Linked DNA regions of Homo sapiens: region 1 is linked to region 2. Evidence: chromatin contacts called from ENCODE Hi-C or POLR2A ChIA-PET data. All regions are on one chromosome and are shown on one strand. Each heading gives the region's core, a stretch centred on a gene start or an enhancer-like site at or near the end of the contact. The rest is flanking DNA. Distances are from core to core; before and after follow the strand shown. Region 1 holds the start of RTN4RL1 (reticulon 4 receptor like 1). Region 2 overlaps RTN4RL1 (reticulon 4 receptor like 1).

Region 1 (4,861 bases), core at 1,914-4,413, 78 kb after region 2:
TCAAGCATGGTGGCGTGCACCTGTAGTCCTAGCTACTTGGGAGGCTGAGGCAGGAGAATTGCTTGAATCTGGGAGGCAGAGGTTGCAGTTAGCTGAGATTGCACCACTGCACTCCAGCCTGGGCAACAGAGTGAAACTCTGTCTCAAAAAAAATTTTTTTTTGTAGAGACGAAGTCCCACTCTGTTGCCCGAGCTGGCCTCGAACTCCTGGTCTCAAGTGATCCTCCTACCTCGGCCTCCCAAAATGCTGGGATTACAGCCATGAGCCACCACACCTGGCCTCCTGTATCATTTTCGCTTGGAAACTTTGGGAAGAATTCTAGAAGCAGACACTTCAATGGCCACCTCCCTGGGCATTAGCCTCAGGCATGCTTTTGGCTTTGGGCGCCTACCTAGAATCCATACAGAGAATCTGAGTGTCCTATACAGGTGTGCAGAAGAAACTAATCCAAAAGATCAGGATCTGGGGCCAAGAGAGAAAACTGCCTGCCCAGGAAAGAACCAACACAAGTCACCCGTCCACACGATGCCCTAGGGGCGGTCTCCAGGTCACCCAGGCTGAGCCCAGCCCAGTGAAGGGCTTCTCTGCTCTGCTTCCTTTGGGCCAATCCAGGTGGAAACCTATCGGTGGAACCTCTTCAGCCAACCAGGCTGTGCAGGAAGGAAGAAACAGCCCGAGTGGCAAACACACGTGACTGCTAAGCCTCCGGTGGCCGCCTCTTGTGCAGGGTAAGGAGCCTCCCCCCGGGGAGCGGCCCCCACAGTGCACTGTGCTCATCCACAGCTGGGCCTCTGGCTAGCCAGGGTGGGAGAGAAAGGCTCTTGGAGGCTGCTGGAGCCTCCTTGGGCACCTAAACCATATAAATAAAGTGTGTGGGCTGCTTGGTGGCTCATTTTTAACTATAAACTGCCAAAAGACAAAAGACCAAAAGGGAAATGAGATGTCAGTTCCTCTCCATTATCCCTATCACAGACCTGCAGCCCAGACATGGCGGCCTCTCAGAGCTGTCTGGGAAGCCTTCTCGACCGGGGCAAGTTTGCACGCTCCAGGCCCAAGTTTCTCAGACCCGGGCTTCTGCTCAGCTCTGTAAAAAGCACCTTCTCTGTGCAAAGACACTTTGGCCAGCACTGCTCGGTTGCTGAAAGGACTTTTTGTCCCTTTCTGCAGGGAAAAGGAGAACCTGGGGTGTGTCTGCGAAGCGGTTTCTCCAACTAGCCCCAGAAACTCTTCCATACCACAGCGAAGGCAGCCGGCGTTTCCCCCTGAACTGCACCGACCCACGTGGAGGGCACAAGTCACACACAAGTTTGTTACTATTCCAGGACGACGGGGCAACTCAGCTTCCTCGGTCGGCCCAAGCTAGGACCACCACACGGCCTTCACTGCCCCACCAAAGGCGTGGTTCCTCCACCCACCTGCCTGACCTGCTTATATCTGGGTCTTCGCCATCACCTCCACATCTGCTTCTCTCCGCCCATCTTAGGGCTTCGCTTCCCCCCACCTCCCCAACCTCCCCCCCCTCCACCCCCTCCCCGTGCGCGTTTTCTCCTTCCCCATCCTGCTGTGAGGTCAGAATCCTGTGCTTACGACACCTCGGTCTGTTGCCATGGAAACAGGGGCGGATTAAGGCTGGAGCGTGGAGCGCAGGGATCAGGCCCCTCGGCTACCTGAGCTCCCGCCTCAGCCGCTCCCGCAGGGCCGGGGCAGCCAGCCGCAGGCGCCGCGGCTTCTCAGCCTCCTGGCCGGGCCAGGCGCGGGGGGGATCCCGGCGGGGCGCCACAGCCTGCTCGGGCCTGGGAGGGGAGAGGCAGACGCAGAGGCTGGAACAGCTGGTGGCGGGGCCCGTGGGCTCCCGGCGTGATCACCTGCCCTCCCAGGGCCCGGGGGACGGCGCCCCGCGTGGCAACCACGTGGGGGCGCGGCGGGACTTCCCCGGTGCCCGCACCAACTTTGCCGCGCTCCGTACCGGGCCGGGCTGCTGGGGCGTCTAGCTACGGTGGTCGCGAAGCCAGCTGTCCTCAAGTTGAGCTGTGCACCGGTCGCGCACACTGGCGGCACGGCTTTCGCGTCCCTCCGCTCCCAGCATAATGAAAGTTTGAGGAACTGGACATCAGGCGCTGGCCGCTCCCCACCCTCAGCCGCTGGGTGCCCAGAGCCCATCCCTAGCGATCAGAGCAGAACTGCAGAGAAGACGTCCGCGTCCGGGCCCCGTCTGGGGAGCTAGGGCGCGCGGGGAGCGCCCGGGCCGCGCGGTCACTGACCGCTGGCTGCACGGGGGCGCCGTGCGGACTCGGCCTCCACAAAGCGGCAGAAGCAAGGGCGTGTGCCCGCGCAGGGAATGGAGGCTGCAAGTGCAAAACTTTATCCCAGCAAAGCAAAGGTCCCAGGAGGCCGGCTCCCCTTCCACCACCGGCCGCTCACTCTGGTCTCCGACTGACCCCTCCGGGCCGGATCTCTAGGCCTGGCCACTCGATCCATGGAGAAAACCCCGTGTCTCACAACTGGCCGCTGACGGGAGCTGAGCCCCAGCAGCAGCCCCTCGGCGGGTGCGCCCGGCAAAACCCACCAGCCCGCCGGGGGCTACTTCCCAGACCGGGAGCCCCGGCGCCGGGCGGCGCCCGGGCTCGCGGCTCTTTCCGGAGCGCATTCAACTTCAACTTGCCCCTGCGGCTCCAACTCACCTTTGCGAAGCATGTTGGCCACGGGGCCGCCGCTCCGAGGTCGGCCTAGGCGCACTCCCTCCCGGGGTCCAGATTCAAATCCCTGGGCGCCAGCTGCAGCTAATCCGAGCGCGTCGAGGCGGGGGCAAGCCGGGGATCCGCTCGTGCCCGGTGGCCCGGCCCCGCAGGGGCATGGTGAGCTCCAGCCCCGCGCCGAGGGCACCGGCGCCCGCAAGCAACCGTGGTGCTGCCCGGCAGCCCCGCGCGCTTGCTCAGCCCCGGGGCGAGCGGCTTGCTCCGCGGAGCCGGCGGCCTGCTTCTGCCACCCGGAGCACTTCGCAGGCGGTTTTGAGGGGGGACGCCGCCCCCTGGCCGGCCGGCCGCAGCCCCCTCCTCTCCGCCCCCTCGGACCACCGCCGCCGCGGCTGCAGCAAAAGGGCGCTCGCACGCACCGCCGAGCTCCGGGGAAAGCGCCCGGCGCGCGTTTGCAGGACCGAGCGATCGGCGGAGCGGGGCGCCTCCCTTCCTCCCCCCGGCTTCCCCCTCCTCTCCTCCTCCCTCCCTCCCTTGCTCTCTAGCTCCCTCCCTCTCGCTCCGCTCCCCGCCCCCGCTCACGGAGCGCCTCCCATACAAAATTTATGAAAGTGCTCTCAGCTCGCAGTGCCGAGCGCCGTCCTATTCCCAAGGCAGCAGCGCTCAGCCGCGCGGCGCCGCCTCCCAAGGTGTTTTCACTGCGCCCGCCCCCGGGGAAGATGCTCGGCCCGCGTCCGTCCAGGCACCTGCCCCCAGTCCCCAAGCCGGTCCTCGGACCACTCCACGCCCCTCCCCGGCCCCGCAGGCCTCCTGGAGCCCGAACCCGCAGCCCAGCCCCCGCCCGCTCGCCCTTCGCGGCTGGAGGTCATCGGGAGACGCGGCTGGGACGCGAGGACCGCCGCCCAGAGTACGGATCGCGAGTCCGCTCCCTGCCCCGTCTCCTCCCTGGCCAGCGCCCCTTCTCCCAGTCTCGACGGCTCTTCCCCGCACTGAACAGCTCCAGCGAACCCGGCTGCCCCGCACCCCGAGTCCCAGGACACTGTTCTTTCGTGGGGAGAGGAGGGGAGCAAGCATTCGGAAAGGGCCAGCTGCAAATTCCAGGGAGAAGGAAGGACCCGTGCGGGTTCGGGTGGGCCGTCTCCGCCTGGGTGGGGTGGCGGCGGGGGGTCTCTGATCTCCCTTGGTCCACACAGACCCCGCCGGGGGGTTCGCGGAAAATGGAGGAGGCGCCGCTTGGAAAGCGGGTCCCGCAGGGGCCTGTTGAGCTGAGGGAAGAGAAGGTTCGGGCCAGGCGAGATCCTGGGTGGAGGCGGCACCCCCTGCTGGCCTGGGATCAGAGGGATTCGGAGAGAAGAAAAAGCGGATGGACCAAGGCTGTCATTCAACACACATTCACCGAAGGCTCAGCATGTGTGGGGCACTACTGTTCCTGAAAATTCAGCAGACGAAAAAGACTTGTCTTTGCCCTGTCCTCAAGGAGTTTCCATTTTAATAGGGGCCAAATGAGGAAAGTCCAGAGAAGATGGGAAGATTGTGCTTCGAAGAAAAACAAGCAGAGTATTGTTCTGGAGCTGACACGGGGGTAGAGGTGGCAGTCAAGGAAAGCTGCTCTGAGCAGGTGACATCCAAGCAGAAATCCAACTGAATCCCTCCTTGTAGGAAAAGGTGACATGATAGGAAGGTCAAAAAGAAGGTCAGGGCCGGGCGCGGTGGCTCACGCCTGTAATCCTAGCACTTTGGGAGGCGGAGGCAGGCAGATCACGAGGTCAGGAGTTCGAGACCACCCTGGCCCGCATGGTGAAACCCGGTCTCTAATAAAAATACAAAAATTAGCCGGGCATGGTGGCAGGCGCCTGTAATCCCAGGTACTCGGGAGGCTGAGGCAGGAGACTCGCTTGAACCCGGGAGGCGGAGGTTGCAGTGAGCCGAGATCGCGCCACTGCACTCCAGCCTGGGTGACAGAGTGAGACTCTGTCTCAAAAAAAAAAAAAAAAAAAGGGCCAGGCTGGGCGCGGTGGCTCACACCTGTAATCCCAGCACTTTGGGAGGCTGAGCAGATCACTTGAGGTCAGGAGTTCGAGACCAGCCTGGCCAAGGTGAAACCCCGTCTCTATTAAAAATACAAAAATTAGCCGAGCGTGGTGGTGTGCGCCTGTAATCCCAGCTA
Region 2 (5,100 bases), core at 1,068-3,567:
AGGCCTTGTCTGAGCAACCTGGTGGTTTTGTTTTTTGTTTTCTGTGACAGAATCTCACCTATCACCCAGGCTGGAGTGCAGTGGCACGATCTCAGCTCACTGTAACCTCCACCTCCCGGGTTCAAGCGATTCTCTCGCCTCATCCTCCTGAGTAGTTGGGATTACAGGTGCCCGCCACCATGCCCGGCTAATTTTTGTATTTTTAGTAGAAATGGGGTTTCACCATGTTGGCCAGGCTGGTCTTGAACTCCCAACCTCTTGATCCACCGCCTTGGCCTCCCAAAGTGCTGGGATTACAGGTGTGAGCCACTGCGCCCAGTCTTTTTTTAAAAAATAGAGATGGGGTTTCACTATGTTGACCAGGCTTGTTTCAAACTCCTGGCCTCAAGCAATCCTCCCACCTGGGCCTCCCAAAGTGCTGGGATAACCGTTGTGAGCCACCACGCCCGGCCGCCCTGCTTCACTTTACCCCACAGCATTCCCCCTCTTCTAATACACTACGTGATTTCCTTATTTTTCTTATTGACTTTCCATCTCTCCGCACTGAGTGTATGTTGACTCCGTGAGGACGGTGGTTTTGCCTGCTGTGTTCTCCGCAGTACCCTCAGGGCCCAGAACACTGGCATCCAGCAGGTGACCTGTCACAATGGCTGGATGAAGGAAGAATCTTTCTGAGTCAGCAGGGGGACTGAGAGATGCTGCTCAGGAAGCCCTAGGCCCAGGGCCTGGCTCCTAGCAGGCGCTCCATAAACAGAGGGGCGCTTACCCAAAGCGAGGAGACTCAGAGCCTCCAGGGTGAGAGCAGAGACTAGGCCCTGGCTCTATCTGGAGGCTTCCTGGTCAATCACGGGGTGACCACACGGTGAGGAGAGCTCTGGGAAGGAGGATCCAGCCCCAGGCCAGCCAGAGGCCCAGGGCAGGGTGACCAGGGCAGGTTTGCCTGGGACAGAGGGGTTTTCCAGGATGTGTGGGACTTTCAGTGCTAAAACCAGGACAGTCCCAAACAAACCAACCAACCAGGACAGGTCAGTCATCCAGGTCATTCAGGTCAGGCAAATCCAAGCCTGTGCCTCCCTCAACAAAAACCTCTGAATGCAGGAAGGGGAGGGGCACACAGGCAGGCACAAGGCACGTGTCTTCTCAAACACCATGCGTCCCGCTCAGTCCCTGCAGCCAGGAGGCCGGCCTGGGCCCAGACTGAGCCTGTGCGTGGTGTGTGTACCTGTGTGTCATGGGCATGTGTACGTGTGTGCACAGGGTCTGTGTCCATCTATGTTGAATGTGTGTCTGTGGGTGCACGGGGTCTGCGTGGATCTATGTGTGATTGTGTGTCTGTGTGTGCATGGCAAATGTGTGTGTCTCTGTGTGAATGTGTGTGTGTGCACGGGGTCTGTGTGCATCTATGTTGAATGTGTGTCTGTGTGCACGTGTGTCTGTGCATCTCTGTGTGAATATGTGTGTGTGCATGTGTGTCTGTGTGCATCTCTGTGAATGTGTGTGTGCACGGGGTCTGTGTGTGTCTCTGTGTGAATATGTGTGTGCACGGGGTCTGTGTGGATCTATGTGTGATTGTGTGTCTGTGTGTGCATGGCGAATGTGTGCGTCTCTGTGTGAATTGTGTGTGCACGGGGTCTGTGTGCATCTATGTTGAATGTGTGTCTGTGTGCACGTGTGTCTGTGTCTCTGTGTGTGCACGTGTGTCTGTGTATGCACGTGTGTCTGTGTGCATCTCTGTGTGAATGTGTGTGTGCACGGGGTCTGTGTGCGTCTCTGTGTGAATGTGTGTGCATGGGGCCTGTGTGCATCTCTGTGTGAATGTGTCTGTGTGTGCACATGTGTCTGTGTGCGTCTCTGTGAATGTGTCTGTGTGTGCACGGGGTCTGTGCGTGTCTCTGTGTCAATGTGTGTGTGCGCACGGGGTCTGTGTGTGTCTATGTTGAATGTGTGTCTGTGTATGCACGGGGTCTGTGTGCGTCTCTGTGTGACTGTGTGTCTGTGTGTGCACGTGTGTCTGCGCACGCACGCTTGTGTGCTCATGTACCTGGGCGGGCCTGTGTTTACATGTGTGTGCACAGCTGAGTGCACGTGCAAAGCCGATGCATGTGTGCAAATACACAGGTATGCACACAGAAACACATGCCTGTCTCGGGACTGTGGATAGGGTGGCGGCCCGGCCCCCTTCACCCTGCAGCGTGCCTCGCTCACCCTCCTGAAAAGGGAGCGGGGCCCTGTTCTGGGCAGAGCCACCCATCCCAGGTCTTATCTCGGCACTGGCTCTGGTTTGCCTTCAACTCCCGCCCTCCTCCCGACACGCTGAATTATGTACCCACTCCAGGTCCCTCCAGCACGCCAGGATCGCTCTCAGCTGAGAAGTGGGCGGCCCCTTATTGGAATAGCCTTTCAGCTTTCATCTGCCTCGCTGGGCCCCTGGAGCAGGCCTGGCTGGGAATGCCGTGCTAATTAGGCCGCCACATTCTCAGGGGGCCTTGTCGGAGCCACCCCCAGCTCCCCTACCCTCTGCCCATCGGGTCTCCGGTCTCCTTGCTGTGAAGGTCTCGCATGGGGTGGGGGCTGGACGCTGGCACTCTGACAGCTCTGGACCCACGTACTGCCCAGGCTTGAGACCGGCCCCCGTGGCAGCACATTGCAGTGGGATGACCTTGGGACAGGCGCTCAGTCCTGAGGTCTGGGAACTGCGGGTCAGAGCGGCTGGCTCCTCAGGTGCACTCAGTGGGACAGGGCTGGTTGTACGGGTGGCCCTCCCTAAGCCGTGATGATTACGTTACTGCTAGTGTTACCAGAGGGAGCTGCCCCCACTCCTGCTTAGGGCTCTCCCAACCCCCAGTGGACCCTGGACCCTGGATTTCACTCCACCCACCCTGATGCACCCAACCCGCCGCAGAAAGACCTGACATATCAGATGCCGAGAAGGGGCTTTAGCCCAGGGCTGAGGGTCCCTGCCAGGCTACGGCTGCAGGTGGAAACAGCGCACTGACCTCTCTACTGGGCCCTCTCTCCCCATCGAGCCAGCCCCACCTGGTCCTGGCAGTGCTCTGCAGGAAGCCCAGGGCCCGTGGCCTCTATTTCCACCTCCTGTAGCCCCTGCTTTCCAGGGCTCATAAAATGTGTCCCGTTATGCAAATTTGCTCCCAGGTTTGGGGGCCCCAGAACCTGAGTTGTGGCAGCGCAGACTCCAGGGCTGAAGGCCGAGGGCTTCTGAGAGCTTGCCCTTCCCAGGAGGTTTCAGTGAAGGCTCTGGGCCCTGCGTCTGAGCTTGGCACCTTGTGGAGCCAACTGCCCCTCCCCCAAAGCTACAGCTAATTGTGGACCACCCACTGCCGGACAGGCAGACAGGCAGACAGGCAGACACAGGCAGACAGGCGGACACAGGCGGACGGGCAGACACAGGTGGACGGGCGGACGGGCGGATGGGCCCACCAAGTCCTCAGTGATACCATAGGTGTGTTTAGTGGGGCAGGGGTTACCTCCGTGGCGACGAGACCGTCCTCGGTGGCAAATGTCTGTTTGTGATGCCTGCCTGGGGGTCCAGGAGGGGTGTGAGGGGGAGGGCGTGGGGTGGGGACCTACTGTTTTCTTTTCTTTTTCTTTTTTTTTTTTGAGACAATCTCAGTCGCCCAGGCTGGAGTGCAGTGGTGAAATCTTGGCTCACTGCAACCTCCGCCTCCTGGGCTCAAGTCATTCTCCTGCCTCAGCCTCCTGAGTAGCTGGGATTACAGGCACCTGCCACCACGCCTGGCTAATTTTTGTTTTTTTTTGAGACGGAGTCTCGCTCTGTCGCCCAGGCTGGAGTGCAGTGGCATGATCTCGGCTCACTGCAAGCTCCGCCTCCCGGGTTCAAGGCATTCTTCTGCCTCAGCCTCCAGAGTAGCTGGGACTACAGGCGCCTGCCACGACACCTGGCTAATTTTTTTTTTTGTATTTTTAGTAGAGACGGGGTTTTCTTGTGTTAGCCAGGGTGTTCTCAATCTCCGAACCTCATGATCTGCCCGCCTCGGCCTCCCTAAGTGCTGGGATTACAGGCGTGAGCCACCGTGCCTGGCCTAATTTTTGTATTTTTAGTAGAGACGGGGTTTCACCATGTTGGCCAGGCTGGTCTCCAACTCCTGACCTCAGGTAATCCGCCCGCCTCAGCCTCCCAAAGTGCTGGGATTACAGGCGTGAGCCACAACGCCTGGCCAAGACCCACTGTTCTTGAAGGCCCTGGTGCTCACGGGCAGGCCAAGGTGTCAACAATGCAAAACAGGAGCTGGGAGCCTGCCTTTGAGAAGCAGGTGCAGAACGCCCTGCCAGGGTCCTTGTTCCCCAGCCCCGAAGACCCGCCCCTTCCCTGCGATCAGTGAAAGGCATTCAGAACCGGCATCTAGAGCTCTGAGCGCAGCCCAGATCCTGTCCATCACCCGGTTCTGAATCTATCCCCACTCCTTCATTCACGAGAGTGACTGAGCTCCGGGTTTGCTTCCACAGCAGCAAGAGGCTCGGCTCCTTCCCTCCTGGGGCCTACATTCTCCTGGGGGTGCAGTCAAAATAAAGGAACCAGATAAGCCCCAAATGACGGATCATGGTAAGTGCTGGGGACAAAAAGGGTTGAGATAGAGACAAAGGAAGGGACCTATCTTAGCTGTGTGCTCTTGGAGGGCCTCCCTCCCTGGGCGACTTCTGAATTGAAACCTAAAAGATAAGAAGGAGCTGAGGAACAGCATTCCAGGCAGAGGGCACAGCAGGTGCAAAGGCCCTGAGGCAGGACTGAGCTTGGCTTGGACAAGGGCAGAGGGGCAGGAGATGGGGTCAGAACAGCAGGAGCCAGGCCTCGTATGGCCTGAAACACCACCAGAAAGGGTTTGGATCTAATTCTGAGTGTGATGAGAAGTCACTGAAGAGCCCGGGGCGGGAGCAACAGGATTGGGTTTGGATTTGGGAGGTTGCATTTGGAGGGTGAGTTGGGGGGGAGCAAGGAGGGAGGCCTGTGGCCGTGAGAGACCTTGGGGGCCTGAAGAGGGCAGGGGCCATGGAGACAGACAGTGCTGAATGGACCGGACAGATGCCAGGATGGGGCCCGACAGGACACACTGACGGATCAGG

The links. A loop is a pair of places that touch in the nucleus more often than their neighbours do. ChIA-PET counts read pairs that join two places held with the same protein, here RNA polymerase II (POLR2A). Pooled maps may share reads with other maps.
Region 1: a loop to region 2 is called in a pooled map, with 7 times the contacts of the local background. The contact joins the promoter of RTN4RL1 here to the enhancer-like site in region 2. A Hi-C loop is called at or near these places in 1 of 168 maps with a recorded cell type or tissue (ovary) and 3 of 50 pooled maps. POLR2A ChIA-PET finds 5 or more read pairs at or near these places in 3 of 52 experiments (H1, WTC11 and activated naive CD4-positive, alpha-beta T cell).

Annotation. Positions count from the first base shown.
Region 1 is chr17:2,022,171-2,027,031 of GRCh38, forward strand. RTN4RL1 (reticulon 4 receptor like 1) reads right to left here and starts at 3,164. Exons shown (of 2, transcript NM_178568.4): 1 at 2,683-3,164. The coding sequence starts at 2,695. It overlaps LOC105371486 (a long non-coding RNA gene), which reads right to left and starts at 1,512. Exons shown (of 4, transcript XR_001752746.2): 1 at 1,426-1,512. RefSeq lists a silencer at 613-792 and enhancers at 2,011-2,556, 3,725-4,225.
Region 2 is chr17:1,945,199-1,950,298 of GRCh38, forward strand. The region is part of intron 1 of RTN4RL1 (reticulon 4 receptor like 1); the gene reads right to left. Among named protein-coding and RNA genes, the nearest start is that of RTN4RL1-AS1, 70 kb to the right of the region's middle. RefSeq lists enhancers at 924-1,482, 2,653-3,156, 3,157-3,658. Within about 2 kb of position 2,318, at least 3 of the 41 ENCODE cell types and tissues checked have a DNase peak (open chromatin) inside an H3K27ac peak, as active enhancers do.